Linked DNA regions of Homo sapiens: region 2 is linked to region 1. Evidence: chromatin loops called from intact Hi-C (ENCODE). Cell type or tissue: IMR-90. All regions are shown on one strand. Links, peaks and the distances in the headings refer to the core of each region. The heading gives the core; the rest is flanking DNA.

Region 1 (8,335 bases), core at 239-8,238:
GGCGGACACTTAGCAAGAGTTTACAGCAGCCTGGAGATGTTCTGGGATCTTCATACCCAATGAGACAGCGGACTCTCCCAGCCCAGTAGAAGTCTCTTGACCATGGTCTGCCAGTTTATGTGGGGGCTGGGTGGGGAGGGGAGGCTCTTCACCTCTGAGCCCATTGGTGCTTGTAGAAAAGCCATGAACAGTAGCTAGTTCTGTCCGTATGGTCATTGGTGGTGGGATTGCTAATGTTATTGTTGTCAGCTGTATTATTTCTATTGTTACAGCCACTCACTACCAACCCTAAAAGGTAGCCGCCAGTAACTCCTTTATGGAAAGGAAACAGGCTCAGAGAGGGTAAGTGACTTGCCTAAAGTCACACAGCAGTTGTGGGGCCAAGCGGAGAGATAAGAAACCAGGCAAATCCAATGGCCAGATGCTGTCACCCACCGCAGAGGTAAAAGGAGAGAGGGCACAGTTTGGTGCAGGGCAAGGCCTGGGTGAGAGAGGGACACCCACCGCCAGGGCAGGTCCCCAGCAGCTGATTTATTTGCATTCCAGCGGGGAGGCTAATTGGCCAGATCTTTATCTCAACACGATAACAATGACATGAGACTTCAGGGATTTGTTTACAGCAGCTAAAAATGATGCATTTGTGGGAGTGGGAAGCTGGGTTGGAGTGCGGGTTTTGTTTGCGGCTGCTTTAGCTTCAGAGGGTCGGGAGTGGCTACTGGGGGAGTGGGGAGGCTGAGAGGAGGCTGCTGGTCATTCTGAGAGTATTTCCTAAAACTAATGATTAAGAATTAGTGTCCTTGTTTGAAGACCCCCAAAAACACAAAATTTGATGGACAATTAAATAATGCTTTTCTAAGTGGGAAAACAGAGGGCCTGGGAACCCAACTCTCCGCCGATCTCTGCTCAGCTAGAGGAGAGGTTCGGCACCTCTGTGCCTAACAACCGCCCCTCACCACGCACACCCCCAGCCGCCACCGCAAGAACCGTTTCTCCTCTCATAGGTGTGGAACGCTCTGTAAGTGCTTTTCTTAATCTTTAAGGCAGGCCTATAAAGTCCACACCATTATTATCTTCTTTTGTAAGTGAGAAAACAGCCATTTAACAAGGTTGAAAGACTGGCTCAAAGTCACAAGACTACAAAAACAGCAGGACTCCACACCTAGATCTGGTGGACTACAGGGCCAGTGCTCCAGCCCAAGACAGAGGCATGACTTATGATTATAACTTAGAGAAAGCAACATCTCCCTGGGCCCCATCCCAAACTCAACCTCCTCATCTATGGACTCTCCTTGCAGAGGAGGGTGTCACCGGGGCAACCTTTGCACATGAATGCTCAGGAGGTCTGTCTACAGCCATTCACATGCATGCTTACTGACTTACCAGTTGTGGGAGGTATAAGATATTCACATCTGCCTGTGTACATGCTCACTTATGTGGGGGCACAATACATACATATATATACATACAGGCCACCCTTCTACTATACTAATGTGGAGGGCATGACACATGGAGTTTTTAAAAGTCTAAATTTCAGAATATTTCAATGTAGTTTTATTACTTTCAACAACACACACAGTCATTACAATTCTGGTAATAAAATCTATTCCCTCTTCTCTGACTACAGCTTAGACAGGCCCTTATGGAACTACTTTGTACAAGACTAATTGTAATGATCCCATAAATTGCCTTATAGAAATAGTGCATCTGATAGTCATGGAACTTAATTTTCATCTTGGATCATATAAACATTTCTCTCCAAATCTCATGTCACTACCAGTAATTCACATTATTGTGGGGCGGGGTGGGTGGGGAAGGAGGGAGGGAATTTAGAATGAGTGTTGGCCAGCCTTGTGTTAATGACCACATGATCTGAAAGAGCAGAGCCCTAATGTGGAGTCTACATTTATGGGGAGTCCTGAGTGCCTTCTTCCCCATGCCCATCCACATGTGCACTCACTAATGTGTTTACACAGGAAAGCACTTTCCTCTTCATTCAAGGAGAAAGACATGTCTGTAGAAACATTTATATCATGTCTCTATCCACCTACTGGAAACCTATATTTCTCAGGAGATGAAACTGCCACCAATCTCAAAAGTATGGCTGCAGCTGGAAGGTAAAAGGTAGAGGGTGGCTGGCTGGCTGCCTGCCATGCATCTGGGGAGCCCAGCTCCCAGGGGAGAATGCATGAGACTTAGTCCCCTCTCAGGAGGCCAGTGACTCAGTGGCCCCCACTGGCCCCAGTTAGGGAAAAGGTAGGAGATTATTGGTGGACCCAGAGCAGCTAGAGTGCTCTGTCCTTGGCTGGTGTGAGAAGCCAGGGACCCCACTCTTTTCTCTTAGATTTGGCCCCTGCATTTTAAGGCAATCTCTGAAACACCTTCCAGTTGGGGTGATCTCAAGACAATACAACCCCCAGTCTAAAGTGGGACTGTTGGGAAAGAAAGGAAAGTCAGTTTGCTCTCACCTGTGTGTGGTGCAGTGGGGGTGGGTGTTCCTGGTCTGGGAGCCCCCATCTGCTCTCAGGGATGCCTGGGGCCCAGGCCTCATGGTCACCTCCAGCTCTGTTCTGGTTCTCTTCAGACTGCCACAATAGAAGGAAATGGAGAAGGATCTGCCTGGAGTGGGGATTTCCATGGGGAGGGCAGCCAAGCCTGCCACCTGGAGCCCCACAGACCAGCTAGGGCCCACTGCTGAGGCCATGGGGGAGTGGGGGCTTGGGAGGTGGGAGAGGTCTTACCAGTTGGAACAGGGCACAGAGTAGCTTCCCTTTCACAAGCCCAGGGATGCATGGGCATTTTCCTGAGCAGCCCTGAGGGTCAGAAGCAGAGGGGTGGGATAGGGGAAGGAATGTGAGGCTCAGGAGTGGAGTCTTGCTCAGTTAGTCTCACCCCACCTCGGCGAAGCCCTCCTGTGCTGCCCTGATTCCCTTCACATCAAACATCTGCAGGGGCCACAATCAAAAAGCCTGAGAGCATCAGAGTGGAGGGGGTAAGAAGGGAGAGAAAAGAGGGGAATGAAACAAGATGAGGGGAAGAGTGAGAAAATGGGCAGGAGGGAAACAGGTGGGGAGGAGTGGAAACAGTAAGAAAGGAAGCTGAGGAGATGGGGGAGGAGGTGAGGAAGAAAGGAAGTGGGGGAAGGGCAGAAGGGAAAAGGGGTGGCAGAGTAAAATGGGCTCCGTCAGAGAGGAAGGGGCTACGAGGGGAAAAAGGCTAGCAGTGAGGGAGAGGAGGAGGACTGCAGGCGGAAGAGCGCGCGCGTTTTAGGATCCCCGACTCAGAAGCTCTGCCTGGCCTCAGGATGTGGCGAGCCTCAAGAGGTAAGAAGGTCCTCGCCTCTGGCTGGCAGGAGTGCGGAGAGGTGGAGGGGAGTTCGAGAACGTAGAGGCAGGTTCAAGGACAAAGGCCCACCTTGTGCGGGCCAACCAAGTCTCCCTAGTCCTCTTCGCTAGGGCCCCAGGCCCTTGGCGGGCGGATGGAGAGAGATGCCCCAGGAAAAAGCCCAGCACTGCTAGGCCCTACGTGCACGGGCTTGGAGACGGGGCGCCAGTACCAGGCAGGGCACAATGAGGCTTGGGGCCCTTACAGTCGCTGCAACCTGGAGGTACCGAACCGGGGACTCCGACCTGACATGCAGGCGAGGCTGCGAGGTCCAGAGCCTGGACCTGGTTCCTAGGGAGCGCCACTCCTTCTGACCCCTGTGGCGTGCGTCCTGGCGCGCCGCACCCGCCTGGTGCCTCGGCCCTCTCTGCTGTTCCCTGGCTGATTCTGAGCAAGGCCAGCAGCCCACGGCCCCACCCGACCCCCACATCTCCGCAGGGTCAGGCGAGCCGAGCAGGAACTGCGCCGGGGCAGTGGTGATGGCTGGGCGTCCCTGCAGCTTCAGGGGCCAAGGGCAATCGGGGGGCTAGGCCCGCAGACCTGGCCGTCCGCTGACGCAGCGAAGGTCTAGCGGAACCTTGGGGATCGCTCTCCCAGTGCCGACCGAAGGCCCGGACCTCCAGGCTGGACGCGGCGAAGGCCGCATAAGACGTTACTTAAACATGTTACTTAAACAAGACTGCAGTAAACGTTTCTTTCCAAGTGAGAAAGGTCTTTTTCGTTCTCAGACGGTTTGAAGGTGTTTGTGCCAACGTGACCCCCGGGGAGATTTGGAGGAAGCTTTCTACGTCCTAGGAGGCTGAGATCCCACGGAGCCGGTTTACGGTTGAGAGCAGACAGTTTCGAGTAGATAGCGCTGGAAGAGACACGAAGAATCTCTCTTGCTTCTTGGAACGCGATAACCACATTTCTTTCTCTGTTACCCCACTACTAAAAATCAGCAATCCGCACAGAGCAGGCAGCCGCTTTGGTTCGAATGAATTAATTTGCCCAAGACAGCAGCCGCTCTTCTGAAGTCAGATTACATTTTTAAAAGTTTATACACATTGAAATTTCGCTACAGAAAGTTAAAAGCACGCTAGCAACAACAAAAAAAGTTAAGGAATGCATTCAGAATTCCAATTTAATCCTCAAGTTAAAACTGCTCACTGCACGCCCAAATAGCACACGCAAACAGTACAAATAAATGTCTGTATACAGGAGTCCTTTATTTAGGTGTTTTTCGTTTGAAAAAATATTGAATTGATTTTCATTCAACAAAGATACAGTCTTTTCGACATGTTTTATTAACAGAACTGGTTTTGGTAAAGAAAGGGTAATTTACCTTTTTATCTTTAAAATTTTTGGAGGGGCAGATCCACAAAGATAGCTGTGAAGTCCTCTCCCTGAGAAATCGAAAGTCACATTCTCAGCAAGGACCTGTAATTTACAAGGAACTATACAAATTACTGTATTCGGACTAATTTTCTCCCAGGAAAGAGAAATAGTGGTTAATTTAGAAAACTCAATTCCAAATAAAATCTAGGAAAATTTGGCATTCCTGCAAACACATGCAAAACAAACTAGTGCTTAAAACAGCATTTCAAAATCTCTTTTATGAAATTCCTTCGACAAGAAAAAAACCTCCCAAGAAATTAGAACAGTTTAATGCCTTCTAGGACTCACTAACCTAGTTGACATTAAAAGCACAAAATGTATTCACCCGTCTCGCAATTAAAATGCTATTGCTTCTGAATTGCTTTAAAAAAAATGGATAGCTTTCTAACATTCCTTAACAAAAAACCAAAGCAAAGCACACTTGCGCATACACACAAACACACACACCCACCACCACCACCGCCACCATCACTACCACCAACAAATTAACAAAAACCCATTTAGTGAGTCTCTCTCTCATAAGTTGACATTGAAAATGAAACTTCTAGGAGAGCAATTAAAAAAATGAAAAGATTCACCTGAAATGTTTTGGCTATCTGAGTTCATCACAGGATGATTTTTTCAGGCTTTAATAGAAAAATCTCTTCTGATTGTAGTGTTACATTGTTACATTTTGATTAGAAAGCCACGATAACTTTCAACTTGTTTGCAGCCTTGGTTACATAATTAAATGACAATTTGAAAAGTTGAGAGACAACGGGATAAGCAGTGGCATTTACAACTAAAATTATCCATTATCTGCCTATATTTATATGTGCATTAAGCAATCTTTGTGTAGACAATAACAGCTATGAGAACACTTAACAGTTTTCAAAAAATTGTCACATTTTTCATTTGATAATGCATTTATTGTAATGGCTAGCATGTGGTTTTCCTTAAAAAAAAAAAAAGGTACAGACGTTTAGGCATCTATACAGCACTTCCCCTTCAAGGACTTTGCCACCATTTACTGATGATCTTTAATCATAGGGTGGGGGAGAGAGCTTGTATAAATGTATGAGGTGATGAAAGGGTAGGAAGGCAGATACACTCGATTAAAATAAAATCAAACGCTTCCATGGATGCAGCCATACTTACTTTATCTGACAGTAATTAGCTAAACTGTCTGGAACGAAAACCTATTATTAGTAGAGCACAGCTCGAGGATTTCAAAGATCTACTTTTCAGACAAGAGAATGCAAATGCCCCAGAAGGCGATGGTAACTGGATAGGCGTTGGAACCAGATCCCACTCTGATAAGAGACTCCTGCGGAGCGACTGCTGCTGTACAACTACGGCTCTCGAGTTCTCCTCCTTTCAGGCCCGCGGCCGTCGAGGGTACAGGCTGCGCGCGCGGGAAAAGGAGGCCACCTAGATGAGATTGGCCTGGCGGGGATCCCTGCGGGGAAGCACGCCACTGGGGAACCAGACCAAGGGAGTCTGAACAATACTGAGGGGGTAGCTGGAGACAACCCAAACTCCTGCTCTGGGCATAAAACTCAGATCAACCTTAGGGATGCGGTAGCGGATAGAGGTTTTCCGCAGGCTGGAACAGCACTACACTGGGCTGGGTATGAGGAAAGGAAGCGGCGATAAGGTCTAGGCGCCGCCCGCTAGGCCCCTTCGCCTGGAAGTCCTCACAGGCCCTGGTGGCCTACTGAGGAGCAACCTGCCCAGGGTCCTCAAGAGACAACCGCTTAGGCCTGGCGCAAGGTACCTGGCCCGGGAGCGGCTGGGGCGGCGGAATTTGGGGTAGAGGGGCACCCGTGGGCCGGCTGGTGGGGAGGAGACAGCCCCCTGCATGAGCTCACAGAGGCGCCCTGGTGGGCTCCGGCGGCTGCAGAGCGTCTGTGGGCGTGTATTGGCGATCAGGCGCTGGAGGGGCGCTTTGTCCTGGTCGCAGTTTTAAGACCTGGATTGTTGGGCTAGATTTATGAAAGGCCTAGGAGCGAAGCGAGATGGGAAGCAAGGGAATGTAACAAGGAGAAATGCAGGCTTCGGTTGGAAACTGGGGAGAGAGAGATTGTTTCGATAGCCTTTCTCCTTTTCTTTTTCCAGAATCATGAAATCACCGAGGAGAAGAAAACTGGGGACTAGAAGAGAGCAGAAACATTTCCCCTGAGACAGTTTTGCCCCGGAGGTGGGGTGGGGAAGTGGCGCTGGAGCTCAGCTTCCTGCTTTTATGCTCGGCGGCCACCGTGATGCACACACACTCGAGGTCCGCCACCCCGCAGTGCCGTGCACCCCTCTGCCCCCACCTCGGAATTTTTGTGCCCGAGCGCTCGGGATCCACGGCAAAACCAGGCACATTCCTCCCTCTGCAGACTCACCGCCTGGTTTGTAGACACTGGTCTCCGCCTGGGGCGTCAATAGTTTCAGGATTTAAAGCAGAAAGACACCGGGCGCCCCTGTGGCTGAGGAATGGCGGTTCCAGCACAAGACCCTGCCCACAGAGGGTCTCTCCCTACTGCCTGCGGGCCGCCGCTACCCTAAGTACTCCGGGGCGCACGTGGCCCGCGCGGCATCCCAGCTCCCCGGGCGGACCCAGGGGCTGCCTCTCCACAACAGTTCCGCTCCCTTCTGCAGAGCCCCGCCTCTCCCACCTCCCGACAGGCTGTTCTTTCTCCCTTCAACCTTGGGCACCCACTCCTGTCGCCGTTGCGGGACCCGCGTGGCAGCCCTCCACCCTCGTACCCACTCCCAGCCGGTGTCTTATGCCGCTCGGAGGCAATGTCCACCGTCCCTGCACCTTTCACCTGCCCCTTCCAGGTGAGACGGGTCTCTTTCAGCTCCGCCATCCTGACCGCCAAAAAATGCTTGGATTGGCTGGGGCCGGATGAGGACAGCCACGGTTGAGCTGGAACCGTTCCCTATTTTTTTAAGGCCAGCGCTGCACACGGGTCTTTCTGTGGCCCTCAAAGCAGCGCCCGCTGCTCCTCACTGGGCTAGGCCTGGTAGCGAGCAAATGCCTATTGTGGGAGAAGATGGTCCCAGAGTTTCCAGCTCAGAGTTTCCAGAATCTGTGGGGGACTGTATAGACTCCCCCAGAAAACAACCAGGGCCTCATGAAGGTGCCAGAAGGCGTGTAGGTAGAGAAATTTTAAAAGCCTGTCGGAGAGGCAAGGCCTACATTCAGGCTCCTGATTTCAATAGGTGGAAAAGAAGGCTGCCAAGGCTGGGTCACCTCCCTTGTGAGGACAGATCCTGCTCTCAGTATGTGCCACACTCCAGCCACGCACCACCAATGCAGTCAACAAACACTGCTTGACCTCCCATACAGAAAAGCAGTCGTTGACACGTACTGAGCGCTTAACACGCGTGAGGCCGTGCACTAAGATTCTGGCATGTTTTGCCTCATTCAACCCTAGCAACAACCAAAAAAGGTATTACTGCCTTCGTTTTATAGACGAGAAAACAGACTTAGAAACGCCGAAGATCACACACTGACTAGGCCAAGCAAGAGCTGTCGAATACCAAAGTTTAGTCATAACTCTATCTTCCTTTCACATACTGCTCTGTGCGGCTGCTGCCAGGGATA
Region 2 (8,335 bases), core at 214-8,213, 76 kb before region 1:
CCTCCACATCTCTCCCCTGGTGTGCCTTGCCATGTCTTCAGTTTGGATATGCTTTCGTTCCCCCTAGGAGTGTCCCCTAGGGGATAACCACGTACAGTCCCTTGACAAATGCTTAGGATTTATCTCCAGAAGTGCTCCCACAGGTGCAAAAGGCACCCACAATTCTCCAAGGAGCAAACCAAACAGTAGTAATGAACATGTTCCTTACAACATGTGTGTCTTCTCCAAAAGAAAGATCAATGAATGCTCTGGTTGTTTCTATTGTTTATTGTTTTATCAAAACAATAAATGCTCATTCTAAATAAAACAAGTGTAGGATATATAACATTTCACAAGTATATAAAGCAAAAATAAGTTATTAAATTCCCCTGTCTCCCCCAACCTATTACCTGTAACCCCATTACCAGAAATATCCATGGCAAACAATTTGGTATATATATATATACACACACATATATATATATATATACATATATACACACACACTCACATATACACATACATATATACAAATACTTTTTAAATTGAAAGGATTCTATTATCTATATTGCTCTGAGACTTGCTTCTTAAACTATATAATGATCAAACTTTTTATATCTGTGTATATAGCTTTACCAACTTAATTTTTTCCACATACCAGCCCACGGTATGAAGGCACCATTACTTCTTTAACCAGTCTTTTACTGATGACCATTTGTATTGTTTCTGGGTTTTCTTGGCCTGCTTTGATTCCACAGAGTGTGAGGGGGCCCAGAAGAACATTATTTTGGGCTAAACTCTAAACTAAGCATTTTTTGGAATTTGACATTTTTTGTACTTACCTTTTCTCCCTCTTTGAGCTTGTTGGATGTTTCTCTCCTGCTGGTCCCTCCTAATCTTGCTGTTGCCTGATTTAAGGTATGTTTGTTGTTTTAAAGATTTCCTTATAGAGTCTAGGACTCTTTGGGGGATGTAAGTTCAGCAAATAAACAAACTATTGTCCTAACTTTACATTCTTATTTTAGAGGATTTCAGGAGCACAGGAAGAAGTTCTTCTGTTAACTGGGAATCGGCTTAAAAACCTAAAGTCATGTTTGAACTGTGCTTTTCATTTCCCTCTAAAGAGCATCCTAGCTAGAGCTTGACTAAATATATTTAAATTGAAGGCATATCTTATAACCTCAAAGAGCTAACAGTCTCCTACAGTCTGTTGGGGAAGCAAAATTGGCATTAGGGAAACAATTAGAGCACAGTTAAGTGCTAAATTATGTGGTACAAGCCCCTGGGCAACAGTTTGGGGATGATGACGGCTCAGAGGAGTTCTCTGCCTCCCAGGGGAAAGTGGAACTTGAGCTGGGTTAGGAAGCAGGAAGTCACATTCTGAAAAGTCTAGGCAGAAGGTGGAAGGTTTTTCAAGTACCAGGTAACTTCTCATACCTTCTCGTTTTCTGACATTTTAAAGTTTTTGTTTTGGGCCTGCCTACCTTCATGAGAATGGAAGCTTGATGAGGTCAAGGACTCTGTCTTTATTGTTCACCACTGAATCCCCAGTTCCTGGAACAGTGCCTGGCACATAGTGGATGTTCCATGGATATATGAATGAACAAATGACCATGGTGTGTGTGAGGAACTGTTCTGTCTGGAAAGAGGTGTCTCTGTCTCTGGGAGTAGAGGACTCTCCAACAGACTAGCAGAGGAGCAGCCAACTGAGCCTCAAAACACAGGAGCAAGTGGGATAAACAGGATAAACAGGATGTGGGAGCCACTCACAATTGCCAAGGTGGACCTTGTATAGATTGCAATAGGGGACTTGAACCTGAAATCAAAACAAAAGACAAAACTGCTCTGCACAGCCTACAGGACTCCATGTACTTGGTCAACCAACAGCTAAAGTTGGAAGAAAAAAGAAAAAAAAAGATTTGTTCAGTCCTATCCTACCTTTCCCTTGTTAAGAACATAGGGAACTATTAATGTGATCACAATACTTTTATTAATACCTACTATGATTGCATTCACTATTTAAGCAGATAGATTAATTGCTGTCTCATACTGAGCCAATTGTAGAACAAAAACTGGTCTGTTTTTTCAACTGTTGTTTTGTAGGTCTATATTTTGTTTTCCATCCTATATTTGTGCAATTGATTTTTGGGCCTAAATGCAGTGCTTTGCATTTTTTCCTGGTGCATTCTTATTGATTTGAGACCATCTTTCAGCTTATGAAATTCATTTAAAATCTTGATCCTATCATCAGTCACAGCAGTTATCCTCTTAGCTTGGTGCATCCATACATGCGATCTGCAAATACCCCAAGGATGTGGATGCCTAGATCTAATTTGGAGAATCCTAAGGGGCAAGGAGTGTTTGCCGGCTGACTCACCCTCAGTCATGGGCAAAACCGAAATGATGTGTGGCTGCTAGGACGGGGATATGTGGGAAACTTCAGGCTGGAGTTGGGAAAGGAATAACTGTTGGAATTCCAGGTTGAGGCAGATCCAAGTCACAATCTCTGGTTTAAGCAACCCAGAAAGATTTCTTCTAGGAAGCTGCTTTTATAAGTAAAAGGGGAAAAATAGCTTGATAATTTTTGAGGACAGGCAGCGACGGGGAAAGGGCACGTTGTTCAGTTTAGAAGCTAAACTAGGGGATAGGAAGAGGATGACTGGCCAGCTTAGACTGTTAGAACTTGGGTTTCCTCACTGGCAGGCAGATATTAGATTTGCTTAGAATCAAGACTGCTGTGAAGATCTTTCCTCTCTTGCTCTCGGGAATAAATCCTACTTTGGTGTTTTAAGCTGTTTCTCTTCTGTTAGCCACTCCCCAGATTTTCACTCAAATCCTGCATCAGTGTCCTTTGTACCTTTCCTCTCACTCTGTCTCTGTTGTAAAATCAATTATAATTTGCTTACATCTCCAGTTATGGGGGTACATTTTCCATCTGCTCCAAAATGCACACCCCTGGACTGCACCATTCCCCGCTCCTCCTGCCTCCCCCGCCCGAGCCGCCTCCCCAGCAACTTTATCTTCCTAAGCAGCTCAGGAACACAGATGTTTTCACCCTGTTGCTCCAGTACAAGGGTATTTTCCCAGTGTCTCTCTGTGTGTATGCTCCAGGCACCATCTCTCTGGGGAGGGAGAGAGTAAATGTTTTCATTCCAAACCCTCAGGGTCAGGTCTTGTTTGTCTAAACTGTGTTTGTTGCCGTAATTATCAGATTAGCTGATCTCTGACAGCAAGTTGGGGGTTGGAGATGGGGGAGACTATTAACCCTCTGTAGGATGGTGGCTGTGCTTTCTCATGGGAATACCTTTGGGAAGAGCTGTCATTTATCTTCTAACCTGGAAGATTTGTCTAGAATTCTTTTCACCAACCCTAACAGACCTTCATAATAGTCTGTTCTAAGTAAATCCAACCATCTAGCAGCCTCCACTGCTGGGATCCAACAGGCATTTAGCAGAGATGGAGGGTTGAAAGGGCATCTCTCCAGGGATCTGCTGGGAAGAGAAAGAAATGGAGCTTAAAGAGGATCTGGATAAATAACTCTACAAACGGTGTCGGTGTCTCTTAGACTGAATAAGGAAGCCAGGAGTAAGCACTGAACATCTTCAGCTAGTCCACCCATCCCCTCCCCCTTGGCATAAGTGCAGCGAGGCTACCAGGCCCCACTTAGCATTGTTTGGGGATTTTCTGTTGTTTCCGAGATTGTTAAGATAATTTTTCACCGCTGCTGTTTTAACAAAACTAAATGTGTAGACATTTGTGAGTCTTTGTCATCAGACTCATCAGGCTGGTGCTTTCAAAATGTTCACATCTGCCCTTTCCTTCTGCCCACAGCACCCTTGAACTTCTATATGGTCTCCAAAGACATGATAAATACAGAGATTGCTCTCTCCTCTCAACTGCAACAGTAATGATTCCTTTGCATTTTAATTAAGTCTTTTACACATGAATAAGTCTTTATCCTCAAATGGACTAAAGACTCCTCGAGGACAAGAACTATCCTTCAGTCCCATACATTGGTTACCTGGCAAAGGACCCTAAATGCAGGTATTTAATAAATATCTTTTGTTGACAGCATTTTTCCAAACTTCTTTTTTCTATTTCTCATCTCTGTTCCTTTCTGGGTTTGTATTTGGTTTTTAGTTACTTATGATGTTTACAGATCCTTTATTTCTGGAACGGTCCTCCAATTCATACTCAACTCAATTCCTCCTCTTCTCTTCAAACACACACACACATACACACACACACACACACACACAGAGAGAGAGAGAGAGAGAGAAACCTTTACAGAATATCTGTATACCTAGTACTGTACAAATATATTCTATGTGCAAAATCTTATTTGAAGCTCACCATGGCTTGTGAGATAAGTACTATTACATGTAAGCAGGCAGAGACTCAGAGAGTTAAGTAACATAAACAAGCTCCCACAATTGTAAGTCCCAGGTGTGTGTGACTCTAAAACCCATACAAATCCCATCTTGTTAGTTACTAAAGTGGAGAAAAGTTCAGATAATTAGAGAAAACATGTTTTGCCCAAAACCTAACTAAAAATCAACCAATCTATCTTCAGTATTTTTCCCCAACAAATATAGCTATAATAATTTCTTTGTAAAATTAAAAGAAGCTCAAACCCAATGAATACATTCTGGACAATATCTTATACAACAAAATTGTTTTGATATTGTCTTAGCATATGTTTTAAAGTGAATTTGACTCATTCATCCATGTCCATGCTGTTTATAAAGCTGTCACTTCTTGCAGGCAAACATGATTTTTAGAATATTCTATGTAATCCACATACTGATTCATCAAACTGTTATTGAAAAACTGCTATTGACTTAGAATATCCCCATGTTCTGAGAACACTAAAGTCTTTCATCTTTATTGATGTTGCCAGGCCTGGTTCCAAATGTGGAGAGGGCACAGGCAGAGATTCTTGGGAGGAAATGTTGAGAAGCAGAATTGGTCAGTGAGTTTCCATATGGTGCTTCTGGTCAGCCCCAGAAGCAGGTATCAGATGGATTTCCATGGAAGCAAACAGCCAGGGAGCCAGCTCTTCTCTCCCTCTAAGGATGTGTTCTGTTCATTATGCAGCCAGCTAAGATGCCATCCTTGTCCCTGTTCTACTCAGGGTTTCCCTCTCTCTGGCATCTCCCTCCACTGCTCTTAGATCCCTCACCACAAGCCACATAGGAGGAAGATCCAACAGATCTTGAATAGGTCAACCAAACTGTGTTTGTCAGTTCTGATAAGAGAGTCAATTGTAGAGAAATTCGAATGACTATTTTGCCCCCAATCCAGAAACCCCTGTCCTAACTTGAATAAAAATTCACTTGGCTACATAAGGAAGGTTTTTAAAGAGCCTGGGAAATGGAAAGAGCGATGATACAAGTGCCTAAAGGGAAATTCAAAGAAGGGCTTATTTTTAAAGAAAAAAATTCAGAAAAATAGAAAGGTGATTTTGCCATCTTGTGGAAGAGTATTGCACACATGTTGAGCAAAATGAGACTGGTTCTTATGATAAAATAATTTCAGGTTCTTAAAATACCTTACTTGATCCTGGTTACGAATAGTCAGCTTGTTCTTGTTAAGATGTTTGAAGTGCTCAGGGTATTTTCTGGCCCAGATGCCAGGAGATCTGACTGCCCCTAATAGCTGTGTGGCCTTCAGTGAGGCATATATCCTGACACTTATCTGGAAAGTTGGTATTGGACTAGACGACATCAGATTATTTCTTTTGTTGGTGTGGCATCATATTCTGGGCCCCTGGAGGGAAGCAAATAAGGAAAGTTGTTTAGAAAAATGACATTTTCTTGATTTAATTTTGCAAAATGCTTAGAATGGTGCCTAGCACATAACAGTGTTAGAATTGTTAGTGTCTATAGAAGTGGAAGCTATTATAGAAGTGTTAGCTATTATCATTGACATGCTATGGATGATGAGCATGGATCCATGCACTAGAGACACATTTTTACCTCCATATCTAAATTTAAGAAAAATAATGCAATATTAATTGAGTATTCTGATAACTTTAAAGCCCTTTGTCTCTCTCTCTCTTTTCTTTTTTTTTTTTTTTTTTTTTTTTACATGGAGTCTTTCTTTATTACACAGGCTGGACTCAAACTCCTGGGCTCAAGTGATCCTCCCACCCTATGCTCAGCCTCCAAGTAGCTGGTACTATAGGTGTGCACCACTGCACCCAGCAAAAACCTTAATAGAAAGGAAATGAGCCATGACTACTGAAAATTAAGACTAGCTATTATCCACAAGAGGTGCTCGCTGCCTCTTTGCAGAAGTGATTCTCAGCCAGAGACCTCAGTATTTGGAGAAGAGACCTCTTATCTATTCCCCAGGGGTCTCAGACCATTCAAATCAAAGGAAAACAATTGATAACCTTGTAATTAATGGAAGGAGGGTCTGCTAAGCAAACAACCACATAGAGATGTTTTCTCTGAAAATTCAGCTTTATTATTTGGCCATGGGATGAATTGGGCTGCCTTGGGAAGCAGGAGTTTCCCTTCCCTGGATTCAGGGATTCAGACATCAGATGGCTAGATGGACTGCATGACTTTGAAGAACCTTTCCCACAAAGTCTCTGATTCTAAAGCAAAGCCTACCCAGAAATACAAAGGTCACAATGCCTGTGGACAATAGAGCGGCAGAGACTGGGCTTCAGCTAGGACACCTAGTTCTCTGAGAGCATAATATCAGCCTGGAACATCTTGCACCTTGAATGGTGGAGCTGTGTCTTCTAAGACTTTCGTAAAAAGGTGATTCATGGAACGCATCACTGAGCAATGCCCTAGTTTATTCTCTCTTTTCAATTCTAAGACCTAAGAATGGAAAGCACTAAGGGAATGTCAGAGCCACACAATAAGGGAAGGGCCAGAATCCTGGTTTCCAGTCCAGGGCTGAACCTCCAGCTTTCCCTCTCTATAAACAGATGGAGTTGTCATGGGCTGAAGATACTTTCTAACTACTTTCTGCCCATAGCAACAGTCCAATGAAAACCTTCACTGAATAGAAACTCATATGCAATATTAGAGCAAGATGAACAGAGAATAAGACAAAAGAAAATAAATAAAGAAGACAATGGCAAAGGGGCAGAATATAAAGAATTGAAGAGGCAGAGTAGAGAAAACAAGAAAATGAAGGGAGTTTTTTTAAAAAAAAATTCTACTCTAAATGTATGAGATGTAGAGAGCCTTAACATTTAAAAACTGCAAAGAAAGAAAGATGGTAACATGCATTACATACTAAGAAAGCCACACAAAAGAGAGTAAGGTTAAAAAAAGTTATAAATCTCTATAATTTAACTAAGATTATCTGATGAGAACATACACAAGAAATGCTAGCTGCCTCTTTTCAAAAGTAATTCTCAGCCAGAGGCCTCAGTATTTGAAGAAGAGATGTCCTGTCTATTCCCCAGGGATCCCAGGCCACCCAAATTAAAGGAGAACAGTTGATAACCTCATAATTAGAAGCAAGGCTTCTGTTGTGCCACCGTAGGGCCTTTACACTGCCTTTTCTCGGAGGACTCCCTTCCTTCCTCCCTTCACTACTCTCCATTTCCTGCTTGTCGTTACTCTAATTACTTTTACTGTTACTGTGTGGTGGTTGGTCTGGAGGACCTTCAAAATCCCTTCCAACCCTCTGAGTCCACAATTCTCTACTTCTGCTTTCAGAAGTACTCCCTACTGTCGCCTTTACTGGGATCTGAGGTCCAGGGAATAGTGTAGCGGTATGTGATGGGCACAGGGATGACTCACGTGATAGCTTGTGCACATTGCCATGGCTCAGCTATCTCTTTGCTGGTGGAAATAATCTGGAAGAATTGGTTCCAGGTCCACGGAGAGGTTGCTCGGTATCAGACAGTAGTCGCCATTGGAAGCAGAGGCCATGTTTCAAAGTAGCTGAGAGTTATTTTATTAACGACAATAAGGGTGATGAACTAAGTAATTTGATGAGTACTTAAAGACAAAACCATAGAACCTGCCCTTGAGGAACGCACAAACCAAATGTGGCAACTCTAGGTCCTACGCATTCATAATAATCATCACTGCCTGGTACTGAGCACCTTCTAGGTGCTGGGTACTGCTAAGCGTGTAACCTTTGCCAAGTTATTTAATCCTCATGACATCCAAATGAAGCAAGTACTGTTGTCATCCCCACTTTACAAATGAGGTAGTGGAAGCCCAAAGATTACATACTTTACTGCTATCAGGCAGCTTGTGACAGATTGGGATTCAAATACTATATGCTTGGAGGCACATTACTAGGCTGCCTTCACAAGTCCCCTTTTTGCATCAGCCATAATCCATTTAATGAGTCAAGATTGATTGCAAGAGAACTG

The links. A loop is a pair of places that touch in the nucleus more often than their neighbours do. Peaks named below come from ENCODE experiments on the same cell type or tissue, not always from the same donor. Only the 100,000 strongest peaks of a DNase experiment are listed, where the experiment ranks them.
Region 2: a loop joins it to region 1, with 2.2 times the contacts of the local background. A loop is called at or near these places in 2 of 110 quality-filtered maps.

The regions. Positions count from the first base shown.
Region 1 is chr10:99,523,885-99,532,219 of GRCh38, forward strand. It overlaps LINC01475 (long intergenic non-protein coding RNA 1475), which reads right to left and starts at 7,293. Exons shown (of 5, transcript NR_120618.1): 1 at 7,128-7,293; 2 at 4,706-4,800; 3 at 3,922-4,237; 4 at 2,739-2,810; 5 at 2,466-2,582. In IMR-90, for the core only: no CTCF peak of the experiment used is centred there; no DNase peak of the experiment used is centred there; H3K27me3 peaks cover 7,181 bases.
Region 2 is chr10:99,447,975-99,456,309 of GRCh38, forward strand. GOT1-DT (GOT1 divergent transcript) reads left to right here. Exons shown (of 5, transcript NR_183993.1): 4 at 3,811-4,023. Among named protein-coding and RNA genes, the nearest start is that of GOT1-DT, 21 kb to the left of the region's middle. In IMR-90, for the core only: no CTCF peak of the experiment used is centred there; no DNase peak of the experiment used is centred there; H3K27ac peaks cover 857 bases; H3K27me3 peaks cover 2,748 bases.